Regions from separate parts of the Homo sapiens genome. Here region 2 is linked to region 1. Evidence: chromatin contacts called from ENCODE Hi-C or POLR2A ChIA-PET data. All regions are on one chromosome and are shown on one strand. Each heading gives the region's core, a stretch centred on a gene start or an enhancer-like site at or near the end of the contact. The rest is flanking DNA. Distances are from core to core; before and after follow the strand shown.

Region 1 (6,408 bases), core at 2,919-5,418:
ATGGCTTCTGTGCGGATAGCTCCATCTGGAACAGGACTAGCCCTCAATAAGCACCAAATTGAGGGTACAAAGGAGTTCAGGGACCCCCTTGTGTGCCCTGGCTCCGCTTGGTGGCCCCCTTACTTCCTGTTTCTAAAAGGAGGCTCCAAAATACCAGGGGTCTCACAACCTGATGCAGCTACTGATTTCAGATTCTGATTTACTCTTAAGATTTGTAATTATGTCTGAATATGTTTTATGGAATTTGTCATTGGCTTATGTCTACTTAATTTAAACAGCCCATAGCCCCTTGTTCTTGTCGTATGTGAAGTAACAGTACTGTTTCAATGAATTGTGATGAGGTCAGTTACTTTAGAAGGCCAGGAATTACGGGCAGAGCAGACGCCCCAAGGATCCTTCTCTCATGGGCCATAAAATTGTCAGAAACACAAAAATACTAAAGCACAATATTAACATGATCATAAATAAAGATTCAAAGATGATTGTGATAAAGAACAGAATGCCTTATAGGAACTTTTGCAGTCTCTATAAACCAGAGCATCATAAAATCATAATCTGGCAATAAACGTGAGAGGCCACATTCACTCTGAGGTTAGAAGTCACATGTCCCTTGTGATATCAAACCTGCCTATAATTTTTATTTTTAAAATGTTACTATAAATCAGAGCATCATAAACCTGGCAATAAACTTGAGGAGCCAGTTTTCATGTGCGACTAGGAGTCAGAATTCCCCAGCAATAGAAAAAAGTTATTTTTTTATAATTTATATTTTTTAAACATAATACCCAAGTAATTATTATACTGAATGTATTTGACAAATGTCTACATGAAACATTAGAGTTAAATTACTCATCAGCCTTACATTATAATACCATTTAAAATGTTTCAGACTTAGTATGACTTTTAATCATTCGGTTGACATAATTCGCAAAGGAATTATTTTTCTTCTTATTGTTTTGAGAGCTGCTTATAACATTCGAAGAGATGTGTAGAATCTCAGGTCTAAAGTCCGCACTCCCCTGACAACCTTCCTCCTATTTGTAGCTTTTAAACTGACACCCTTGCCTACATTTTAGAAGGTTCTTTTTTAAAAAATAGAGAGAGATGAGAGGAGATTTACTAAGGAAATTGGCTATCATGATTATGGAGGCTGAGAAGTCCTACAACAGACCATCTGCAGCTGGAGACCCTGGGATGCTGGGTTCATGGCTCAGTACAAGCCTGAAAGTGTCAGAACCAGGGAAGCTGATGGCGTAACTCAGCCTGAGGCCCAAGGGTGAGAATCTGGGGTGGCTGATGTGAGTTCTGGAGTCCAAAAGCTAAAGAGCCTGGAGTTCTGATGTCCAAGGACTCTTAGAAGCTGGACCGTGTACTAGGCTACCAGGGATGTATCAGTGAACAGGACAGACATGGTTCTAGTTCTCATAGGGTGGGAAAGATATTGTCCAAGTAATTACACAAATAATTACCTAATTACAAATCTGTATGTATGATTTAAGGAAGACATACAGGGCACTGTGAGAGTGCAGGAAAGGGCACCCTCACTAAGCCTGAGAAAGCAGAAAGAAGTGACTTTTAAGCTAAAGGAGATGACCTGCAAAAGGAGTGTGAACACATCTGGCTCCTGAATGTTCCTTAGAAGATGACGACTTTTTCCTCCTACCCAACCCTAATACAGCTGTCATTCAGAACTTTCTGTTCTCACTTCAAGCAACAACATAGAATATCTACCTACAGATACTTGTTTAAAAATTCAGCCAAAACTTGAGCACTTTTGAAACTTGATGAAGGCATCAGATTTTGAATAATACTTATTTTCTCTACCTGTCAATCTGTCACCCTTTGTCCCACTCATTTGTGTATAACCTCTCACTGCCTAATATCTCTTACCAGGATTTCTGCAGCCACCTCCTTGCCTTCAGTCTTGTCAAAGGAATTGTCCCCACTGCTATCTGGGCATTCTCAGTAAAACCTGAATTTAGCCAAGAGGTTTCCATTCTTTGCCAGCTCCTACTCATCAGGCTGGGTTAGATAGCCTTCATCAACAGCATCTCTGCATATTTCTTTCATTGTCTTCAGTGGGGCACACTGGTGTCATTAGCATTGTTTTGATTGTATGTACAGCGTCAGGCAGGCAAAGGCTTAGGAAATACTCGAAATCCACAAGTTGGTGTTCACTTATCTCAAGAGTCAAAGAGAGACAAATCCAGCTAAGACAGTGGAGGGAGTTGGTTACGTCTTGGTGGGAATTGCAGATTTCAGAGAGTGGACAGAAAATTAAATAATGATAGGATTTAAGTCTTGGAACATGGACGAGTGACCAATCCCTTTATCAAGTTTTGGTGTACCTGTTAGAGTAACAATAAAGACACCTCATTTTGTCTCATCATGGTTGCAGCAAGAATCAAGTCCTAGGTCTTAAAGAAACTTCCATAAACTTGTTTGGGTTAGGATAACAAAATTTTTTTGAGTGGATAAATTAAAAATGTTTTTTTAAACTTTGGGACGATATAGCATTAAATATTTAAATTTTAAAATAAATCAAACCAATAAATTAAGACTTTAGGCTAAATTTGGGCAGAGTAAGTATATGTTTGCTGTATTTGGATTTTGGAATACTTAAGAAAAATGGGCACATTTCAATGTGTAACAGAATACCATTCTAATTTCACATTTCAGTTTAAAATGTGAAATGGAGGTAATCAATTTGACTTACGATTCTAAGTTGAAAAACATAAGAGAATATTACCAAAATTGTAAACAATATACAAAAAGTTTAAAGAGGCTTAAGAACCATTGTATGAAAAAGTTCCCTTTTTATTAGATTTAAGAGAGCAGTGTAGATACTTGGGAAACTTTTGTTTATTAATCAGATAATTGAAGCATTTTTAAAAAGAAGCAGAATATATTATTTTTATAAATACAATTTTAAATATTTAAAGTAATTTAATTAAGAAGTAAAAGGACTCTTAAAAGTAGTTGGAAAAATGTATTCGATGTTTAAATAGAATAATAAGAGTTGTGAGTTGAACCTAAACTTGAGGAAAAATTAGATTTTAAGCTTGGGAATTTTTAATTTTGATAAATCAGGTATTAATTTTTAAGCCCCTAAAGTTCCTACACGGACCGGAAAAATCAAATTGAAAATGGCAATTATCGGTGGTTTATCAACCTTCCCTTTTATATTTTATCTTGAAGATAAGGGTCAAGTCTCACCAAAATGGTAATTTTTTGATTAATATGGCTTTTTCATCCACTGTTTCACCTCTTTCATCAGCTGGCTGACCTCCTGTTTTATTCTGCATTTATATAGAGCAGGATTGAATATTAAATTACTATCATTTTTCTCGTTTTATTCAGGCAGGCTGAATTTTCTAGACCACACAAGTGGTCTAGAAACGAGCTTGTTTTAAAAATTTGGCTCAGAACTTGTGGCAAATATTTTCAATTCAACGTGCTATAAATATAATTCTTACTGCCTGGCACAATCCCATGGGAGCAGTTTGTGTGCTGAAGCCTATAGCAGACATAGAGTCCACGGACATTGTTTTATCTACCTTGTAAGCTCAGCCCATTTGCTGGATTGGGAAATAAAAAGGACTGAGTTTATCTTCCAGCCTTCTTCATTTAAGTGTCCTATATAGTCAATGATTTACACACTGTGCTCCTGTAGAAACGCTGGGGTCCTACCAACCCATTGTTCACAGACAGCAAATTCTGACTTGTTTTTCAGTAGAAGTGACACCCTGCCGTCAGTTCAACCGTCCCTTTCTTGTCCTGTCTCCCCCTGTGATCATCAGAGGCTCACATTTATGAGCCTTCTGGAGTCACAGAACAAGTGTGTGCAACTAACCAGCCCACCTGGACGTCAGACTTGCCTCGTGACCTTGGCTCAGGTTATGCTTAACAACTGGCAGAAAGGTAACTGCCAGAGCCGAGCTGGACATAACACACGATCCACAGCCCACAGCCAGGCGTGGCTTCAGCAGCCCCTGGACCCTGAGGGCATGGGGCCCATGCCGGGCTTTGTGGGCAGGATGTGTGCAGGGGGCCGGCAGCTGCTTTGTGCCAGCACAAGTGGGACAGCTGCAATGAATGGGCCAAAGAGCCACCTCAAAGGCACACTGTGCCCAACTTCAAACACACGGCCTTGCTGCGGACAGCTGAGGAACAGCAGCAGCGGCGGCAGCGGCAGTAGCAACAAACAGGCCGCCTGGGCCCAGCTTTAGGAGGGAGGGAGGGAGGGACTCCCCACTGTGCAGGGCAGCCCGCTGGCAGCGTTGGACAATGCCCAGTCCACAGCAGCTGCAACCGCCGGCCAAAAGCGATCTGCACATGCGATCCGACTGACCTCAGCTCAGTCAGAGTAAGGGACATCGATCTCTAAGGTCCCACCAGATTGTATCTGTAACGGGCGTACAGGCGATGTTGCTATGTTCTGGTTCTACCTACCTCCATTAGAATGTTTTCCGAATCTGCTAAGGACCACCGATAGGACCCCAGCTATGGAGCTGTCAGCGTAAATATAGAGGCTGGTTACATGGGCTCCTCAAACTCTCCCACCGTATAACCCTGCTTGATTCATTCCTGTTTCTTTCCCCGACGCCAGTGTCTCCAGGAGGAGTGGGCATCACAGGCGGCTGCGTGCTTATTACCCCCTCTTCCTGCCGTGTAGGGGTGGTGGAAGTTGTTGGGATAAGGCACACAGATGCTCCACCACTGAGGACGTCCTTTGATTGAATTGTATTAGTTCTCTCTAAATGGGTACTCCCCTTGCATCCTGTGCGTTACCATGCTGTTTATATTAACACCCAGCACTCAGCTCATCCATGATGAACGCTCAGAGAAAAGTGGGTGGGCTCAAACATAATTCGATCACTAAGAGCGAATGTTTAAGAGAGGCTGATACACTAATCGCTTAGTGATACACACACACCCCCCACCAGATGTTTGAAAGGAAAAAAGATTTTTGACTTCTCCCAAGGGATTGAGAAATAAATGTATGGGCAAGAGGTGTCTAGTCTACATATGCAGTTGCTGATATTATTCCACGACTAGTTTTCTTATTCATTTTTGTCACTATTGTTCTCACTTTGTTTTAAGGCCCCTCCCTCACCCTCTACCCACTGCCTTTTGTTCCCAGCCATACTGTACAACAATCTGAAAGTTTCAGGAGCATCTTACTTTACCTCTATGCCTGTGTCTAGTTCACCCTCGGTAAGGAGTAGGTTAATGGTCTGTTGTTAGAACTCAGAGACATAACACACTGCTGTTCTTCAGAAATTTTAGATGCAGAAGAGTTGGTTCCCAACAGTGAGAGCTAAGGGGTACTGCTCTGGGTTTCTTTTTCTTTCTTTCTTTCTTTCTTTCTTTCTTTCTTTCTTTCTTTCTTTCTTTCTTTCTTTTTCTTTCTTTTCTTTCTTTCTTTCCTTCTTTCTTTCTTTCTTTCTTTCTTTCTTTTTCTTTCTTTTCTTTCTTTCTTTCCTTCTTTCTTTCTTTCTTTCTTTCTTTCCTTCCTTCCTTCTTTCTTTCTTCTTTCTTTCTTTTTCTTTCTCTCTCTCCTTCCTTCCTTGTTTCTCTCTTTCTTCTTTTCTCTCTTTCTCTCTCTCTCTCCCTCTCTTTTCCCTCCCTTCCTCTCTTCCTCTCTCCCTTCCTTTCTTCCTTCCTTCCTCCCTTCCATCCTTCCTTCCTTCCTTTCTTTTTCTTTCTCTCTCTTTCTTTCTTTTCTTTCTTTCTCTCTCTCCCTTTCTTCCCCCTCCATCCTTCCCTCCTTCCCTTCCTTCCTTCCCTCCTTCTCTTTTTCTTATTGTAATAAACTATGCATAGCTTAAAAGTTACCGTTACCACTTTAAGTGTACAATCCAGTGGCATTAAGTACCTTTGTAATGCTCTGTAACCATCGCTATCTATATCCAGAGCTTTTTCAGCATCCTAAGTGGAAACTCTAGCCATTAAGCAGTAACTCTCCTCCCTCCCGCCCCCGATAGCCTCTATTCTTTCTGTCTCTTTGAACTTGCCTATTCTCGGCATTTGTGGTTTGTGACTGGCTTATTCCTTCTGGCAAATGTCTTCAAGGTTCACCCATGTTGTGGCGTGTGTCAGAATTTCATTTCTTTTTATGACTGAATAATATTCCAATAATATTATATCACATTTTATTGATCCATTCACCTGTTGATGGACAGGTTATTTCCACCTTTTGGTTGTTGTGAATAATGCTGCTGTACCTGTTTGCTTTTTGAGGATAAACAGCTTAGATCTAACTGGCACTGAAGATATCTGTTTAGGACACTGAGGGTTTTGGGGACATTTTTACCGTAATTCTAAGTACCCAGAGTCCTTGGGTGTATGCAGTTGCCTACTAAATCAACTTCGTACTGCCTTAAATTTCAAAAATTACTTTTAAGA
Region 2 (6,408 bases), core at 2,039-4,538, 76 kb after region 1:
GATCCTAGAGTGGTCTGGGGAGAGATGTATCGACCTATCTGTGCCAGGCTCAGCTGCGTGCCTGGCCGAGTAAGGACAAGATTGGAAGCCACTGCTCCTTTCTGGGATTTTGTGGAAAATATCTCACTGTTTCCCTTTATGCAGCCCAGAGTGCCCTAAACACCTTGATAGTGGAAAAGGTGGGCTAAGCATCTCGTATGTCCCTCTGGCTAGCTCATATCTTGGAAGGAACAAAAATCAATAGAGATCTGATGTCCAGCTTGCCCGGAACAACTCTGGAAGGAGTTTCCGAAGGCAACAGTAAAGGAAGCTTTGCAGGTTTGTTAGGATGATGAAGAAGAGGGACCCAAGGGGGGCCTCATTCTACCCCATCAGAAACCAAAGTCCTCAGGGAAGGAGGGAGAGCCCGGAGGTACCTGGGCTTATCCTCTGCTTCTGCCTTCTCTGTGGTCCCTCTCGTCACCGAGGGGGCTCTGCAGACTCTTCACTGAGGCCTGCCTGGGCTGCCATCTATGCCCACGGGGAGATTCTACCTGGATTAAGTAGAGAGCTTCTAAGAGCTGCTCTGTATGTTTTCAAGAGAAAAGCAAGCATGTGGTAGAAAACATGGAGAATATGTCTCATAAACAGGATCAGGGGAAGGGCAGGGGGAGAGAGAATGGTGATTAGCTGCCTGTGTCTTGCCAATTATTATATGCTCTGTTTATGTTTTCAGCAAGTGATTTTCCATTCCTGGTGAAGTGGCCGCAGTGAGGGTCACCGGGACTATCCCTCAGGCATCAGGAAAAATACAGACCCAAACAGAAGCAGTGTCTGCCCACGGGCCAGCAAGTGCCGAAATATCACGGGTCCTGTTCTGATGAGGGGATCTCCTCCCTTAGGTATTTTTAAACATGCTTGTAATCCTTTCAGAGCTGAACATGAGGACTTGGGTGATGCCTGATCAGCCAACGTCTGTCTGAAATGGGACCGTGTGGGCACTCCTCCCCTGTCTGCTGGGACACTGTCCTCACCTGGAGTTACTACCCTTTAAGATGCTAGCCTGGTTGACAGCAAAGGTGGAAATATTGTCCATTCCTCAGGGCAGCCTGACTTGATTTCCCCAGACAAGCTTCTCCCAACACAGCACACTTTTCCTTCATAGGACTTAGTACCATTATAACCAACCAATTAATTAAATTGGGTGCTTATCCATTTAACCTTTGCCTCTGTGCTGTGTTATAAACTTTTAGAAGGGAGACCTGTCCATCCAGTTTATCTCTGGCTACTAGAACAGAGCCTGGTGCCCAGTAGTTGTCCAGTGCCTACTTGCTGGATGAATGACTGAACAAATGAATGGCATTATGGCCCAAGAGGACACTGCTACCTGGAGAGAAAGGATGCAGGCCCTGAGCCCACGGCTGTTCACTTATCCCCATTCTGAATGGCACAGCAAGAGCAAAGGCTTAGGAATCCTACAGACTAGGATTCAAATCCCACTTCTGCCCTTTACCAGCTGTATGATGTTGGGAGAGTTTTCCTGTCTCCGTTCCTCAGTGTTCCTATCTGTGAAGTCAGGGAGAGTGACAGCGGCCACTTCAATGACTTGTTGGTATAAGGTGCTAAGCACAATATCTGGCACACAGCAGGCGCTCAATAAACATCAGTTTCCTTCGAAGGTCCAGAAGGGAAAATAAATTGCACACTGGCAATAACTGTAGAAGGGTAGTTGAGAGGGTTTTAGCTAGAGAGGCGGCCCTTCTGGGAGAGACATCCAGCTTAGCATGTAGAGGATATCTAGATTAGCAAGTACAGGACATCTAGCTTAGCATATATAGGTCACGCATGAGCCAGGCCTAGAACTGGGGAAGATTGTAGCAAGAGCATTCTCACCTGTCCAGCCCAGTTAGTGGGGAACAAACTCCTTGAAAGAGATGAGGCTGGGTGGAGTCTTTTAAAATATGCACAAGAAGGATACAGAGCAGACGATGCTCATTTCACAAAGTTTGCAAACCCAGAAAGACAACCGCTAGTCTCCATGTCCAAAGCACAGAGCTTGGCTGGGCCTTAGCCCTCTGGGATCCCCATGGTACTCTTCTTCCTACAAGCCTTGCTGTGACCTGGGTAGTTCCAACTCCCAGACTCAGGAGAGACAAGGAACAGGGGGATGGGGCAGGAGGGGGAGGTAGGAAGAGAAGGCGAGGCATGGGCACATTAGCAGGGAGCCAAGCAGGACAAGGGGTCAGAAGAAGGGTGGAGAGAGGATGCAAAGGATAGGTCTGAGGCTGGGGAGTGACATGTGACGTGGAGCTGGACGTGTCATGTGTGATCATGCATCCATCTTTTTTCTTTTAAGAGATGAGGTCTTGCTCTGTTGCCCAGGCTGGAGTGCAGTGCCATGATAACAGCTCACAACAGCTTTGAACTCCTGGGCTCAAGTCATCCTTCTGCCCCAGCCTCCCCACGAGCTGAGATTACAGGTGCACTCCACTATGCTGGACTAATTTTCTTTGTTTGCGGCAGAGATGGAGGTCTCACTATGTTTCCCAGGCTGCTCTCAAACTGCTGGCCTCAAACAATCCTCCTGCCTCAGCCTCCCAACATGCTGGGATTATTAGACACGCATCTGTCCTTTAAATATGCATATTCTCTGTCCTTAAAATAGGGCTGGGAGCAGCTGTGGCAGTGAGAATACCGTCCCACTCATCCACCCACTCACTCCTTCGCTCCCTTAGCAGGCAGTTATCAAATCTTCACTTCATGCAGACAACGTGTTGGGGACAGAATGATGGGCAAAGCAGACAGTCCATAGCCTCCAGAGAGTCCACGGCGGGAGAAAACCCTCCATATAACAGTCCTAGCTGCATAGACGCTCCATCCGGCAGGTGCTAAGAAGGGAAAGGAGAGGGGCTTCCAGCGGGCACGGGCTGGAGAGTCCACCCCCAGTCTCCCCTGCTGCCACCTTTCTTCGGTGACTTCACTGTCCTGAATGGCCAGGCCTCTTCCTCCCTGAGGAGGGAAAAAGAGCAGAAAACCAATGATCTGTGTGATATCTGGACACTGGTGATATCTGGGCCTCAGACCCAGAACAGCTGGGCCAGGCTTCAATGACAGGGGTCCAGGGATATGGCCCAGGAGCCCGGTGAGTTTCTGCCCCGTCCCACCTTCCCCAGGTGGGAATAACAAAAGTAACGCTGCTTCCCTGAGTGCTTCATGGAGTCCTCACAGACGAGGGCTGGTGGATCAGGAGTTACATACTCCATTTCATAGATTAGGAAACTAAGACCAGACAGGGCAAGAAACCTGGCCAAGGTTTCACAATTGCTCAGAGGTGAAGTTGGAAGCTGACTCAACAGCCCAGTGGCCTCCTATCCCCGGGTGCGCTGCCTCCGGACCTGGCTTCCTGGGGCCCTGGCCAGTTTGCTTGGAGGTTTCCCAGACGCCCTGTTCGCCCTCCCAGCCAGCCACAGCCGAGTCCTGGGTGAGCCCATGAGAAGAGGCCCCAGGACCCTCTAAAGCAGGCACTGGGGGAGACCCAAGCAGAGTCAAATGCTGAGCTCTTGGCCGGGGGGCAGGAATCTCCAGCTCCCTCCTCCCTTTTGGCAGCAACAAGTGTGAGGGTTCCCCTCCCCCCGACCCCTATCCATTGTAGCAGGGCGCTGCAGAGCAGCTGGCAAACACAGAACCAAACACCTGTGTGCCAGATATTACAGCTGCATGTGTGAAACGCGATCCGTCTGCAGCGCCTGTCACATGGCGGGTCCAGTTGTTGCACTCGGGGCGGGTTGGAAAAGGAACCATGGGAGAGAACTTTCAGTGGCAGAATTTCAAAGCTCAGGCACCCACCGTCCCCTTCCTCCCACCCCCAGCATTTTATTCGCTCCTCTTTTTTGGCACTCGGCATTTCCGGCTGAGTTTGCCTTTCACTAATTCCCCAGCGGTGACAGTGCTGGGAGTTGAATCCTCCGCAGGGTGACACACACTGCACGACAATAATACAGCTACTTAGCGTGCTCCGAGGGCTCTTCATCTTCAAAGCAGTTGTTTCACGACTTGCTCCAAGGGCTGCACATCTGGCGGAAACGTTTGTGGATCCCGGGTTGGTGGGGTGCCTTCAAAGCTGGGGTGCCTGGAGGACACCCAGAGACATCCTGCAGTTGGGCTTAGCACCTCCTCCCTGGTGAGGTCTCATCCCCGTCGCTGCCAGTGTGTCTATTCCAAAGTCTCGGGCTCTTCACCTGCTTCGCAGAGACATGTTCGTTTTCTGCCAGAATCACTTTCAGGGCTTTGGTTGATGTCACCAATTAGCCTGCATATGGAAAAGGGGGAAAAATAGGACATTTCACAGGTGCTAAAGAGGGTGGGAAGGGGAAGGAGACAAGAAGAAAGGAACCAGTTGTTTCCGGATATTAACTCACAGAAGGTCTTTCCCCAGAAGGTGGCTTTCCCCAGAAGTGGGATAAAAGATTTTCACCCACTACCAGCTAGGAGGCATTTACCATGGTGGAACAGAAAAGAGGAAATAAAATCCAAAATAGAAAAGCATACCTCAAATATATCCACCTGACCTGAATACCACAAACTCCGTGAGACCTCAAATTTCTTGGGGTTTTGGACTAGCCAGGAAATAGGAGATTGTTATTACATGTAAGAGACACCTGTCTATCAAAACCAAGTGCTTTACACAAGTTATCCTGTTTATTCATCAATCAATCAAGTAACATTTATTCAGTCAATCCTCACTACAACCTTTTGTGGTAGTTTCTATTATTACTCCCAATTTACAGGGAAAAAAGTCAAGGTTCAGGAAATTAAGTGAAATTTAGTGAATTTGTGAAAGGTCCTCTAGATAGTAAGTTGGCAGAGAAAGATCTGAGACCAGAACAGAGATCTGGACCCCAAAGTGAATGAATGCACCAGAACTCTGGTTGGTTCTCCCCACGGTCCTAAAACACTAGGCTTGGGTGACGTCAGCGGGGGAGAGGGCCAAACGCAGATTGACGCACCACCCGACATGCTCAAAGGAGAAACCTCAGATTCATATTTTCCAAAGTTCTCACCTGTCTCTCCTCAACTTTCCCTTCAACTAAACACAAAACACATCATGAAATCCCATCTCTACTAACAAAATACAAAAAATTAGCCGGGCATGGTAGCGCACGCCTGTAGTCCCAGCTACTCAGGAGGCTGAGCTGGGAGGATCACCTGAGCCCAGGAAGTAGAGGCTGTGGTGAGCTGAGATAGCACCACTGCACTCCAGCCTGGGTAACGAGAGTGAGACCCTGTCTCAAACAAACAAACAAACTAACTAAATAAATAAATAAAAACAAATAAACAGATAAATAAATAAAATTGTAATTCCAGAAGTCATTTTATACGAACCCAAATTAGTTTTTTTACCTTTTCACTTTGAAAAAAAATTACATGGAAACTATGTCTGTTTGCCCCATCGTCCCCCTTCCTGCACGTCATCACCACCGTCAGCCCTGTTGCCACAAAAGGTGGCACTTTCTTGGTCCTGTACAGAATGTAATTTTCACTTGCCCCTGGAAAATCAATATGGAAAGGCTCTAATTCCCCAGATCTCGATTTTTCAATAAAAAAGTGAAAATGAAACTCTGCGGGATTGCAGCCAAAATGGTGCCCTGAGCCAACCGCAGTCTGGAGGGAGACTCAGAGTTTCAGAGAAAACACCAACTTTTGACATTGTTCTGCTCAGATGACCCATCAGATGGGAGCAGAAGCCAGTGTCTAGGGGTCTATGACATAGACCGGGGTCTATGAGACTCGGCAGTGCTCCTTCCAGAAAGGCTTCTCACTCCAGAGGGATTCGGGGCAAAACTCTGCCTGTCCCGAGGTGCTACTGAGGGCCGGGATAGTAACAGGGAAAAGCTTAACTTTGGACCCAAAACATCCATGAGTTAAAATTCTGTCTCCATCATATTATAATGGCTACTTTCTGCTTAGCAGCTCTGATGATCTGATTTCGTCAACCCAAAGGAGGAGGAGGAAGAGGAGGAGAGAAGCTGAAGTTGTTGATTGAGCTCTCAGCGTTGACATGAGGAGTCCATGAAACAATCTACAGGAAGGCACCCCAAACGAAGCCTGGCTGGGAGTAGACATTCAATAGGGTGCATTTCCTTCCTGCCGCCACCCCCTCTGTCCCTAGAATTGAGGTTGAACAACTGATACCCTTCAGTACCTAGTGTTGTCAGTGGAGGGCCACAGTGAACTATTCAGTCCCCTACCCTAGGGCCTCCTAATCCCCCCACGATGGTGACAGACATAATGAAAGTGCCGTCGCCTATCTGCAGACTCTGTGACCAGACACCCTCCAAAGCAAAATCACCAAGGGCTCTTCTACAGCTCTTTCTGTGGCTGTTTTAACACTGACACCTGAGAAAGAAGAGCAGCCCCCAGCTTGAGACC

What was found. Hi-C counts contacts between places; a loop is a spot of excess contacts on that map. ChIA-PET counts read pairs that join two places held with the same protein, here RNA polymerase II (POLR2A). Pooled maps may share reads with other maps.
Region 2: a loop to region 1 is called in a map of gastrocnemius medialis, with 6 times the contacts of the local background. The contact joins two enhancer-like sites. A Hi-C loop is called at or near these places in 5 of 168 maps with a recorded cell type or tissue (MCF 10A, PC-3, endothelial cell of umbilical vein and 2 more) and 2 of 50 pooled maps. POLR2A ChIA-PET finds 5 or more read pairs at or near these places in 2 of 52 experiments (MCF 10A and activated CD4-positive, alpha-beta T cell).

What each region holds. Positions count from the first base shown.
Region 1 is chr1:244,151,188-244,157,595 of GRCh38, forward strand. No RefSeq gene overlaps it. Among named protein-coding and RNA genes, the nearest start is that of ZBTB18, 100 kb to the left of the region's middle. Within about 2 kb of position 4,169, at least 3 of the 41 ENCODE cell types and tissues checked have a DNase peak (open chromatin) inside an H3K27ac peak, as active enhancers do; they include gastrocnemius medialis and psoas muscle, where a contact is called at or near this core.
Region 2 is chr1:244,227,988-244,234,395 of GRCh38, forward strand. LOC105373262 (a long non-coding RNA gene) reads right to left here. Exons shown (of 3, transcript XR_949343.3): 3 at 2,761-4,288. Among named protein-coding and RNA genes, the nearest start is that of SPMIP3, 120 kb to the right of the region's middle. Within about 2 kb of position 3,289, at least 6 of the 41 ENCODE cell types and tissues checked have a DNase peak (open chromatin) inside an H3K27ac peak, as active enhancers do; they include gastrocnemius medialis and psoas muscle, where a contact is called at or near this core.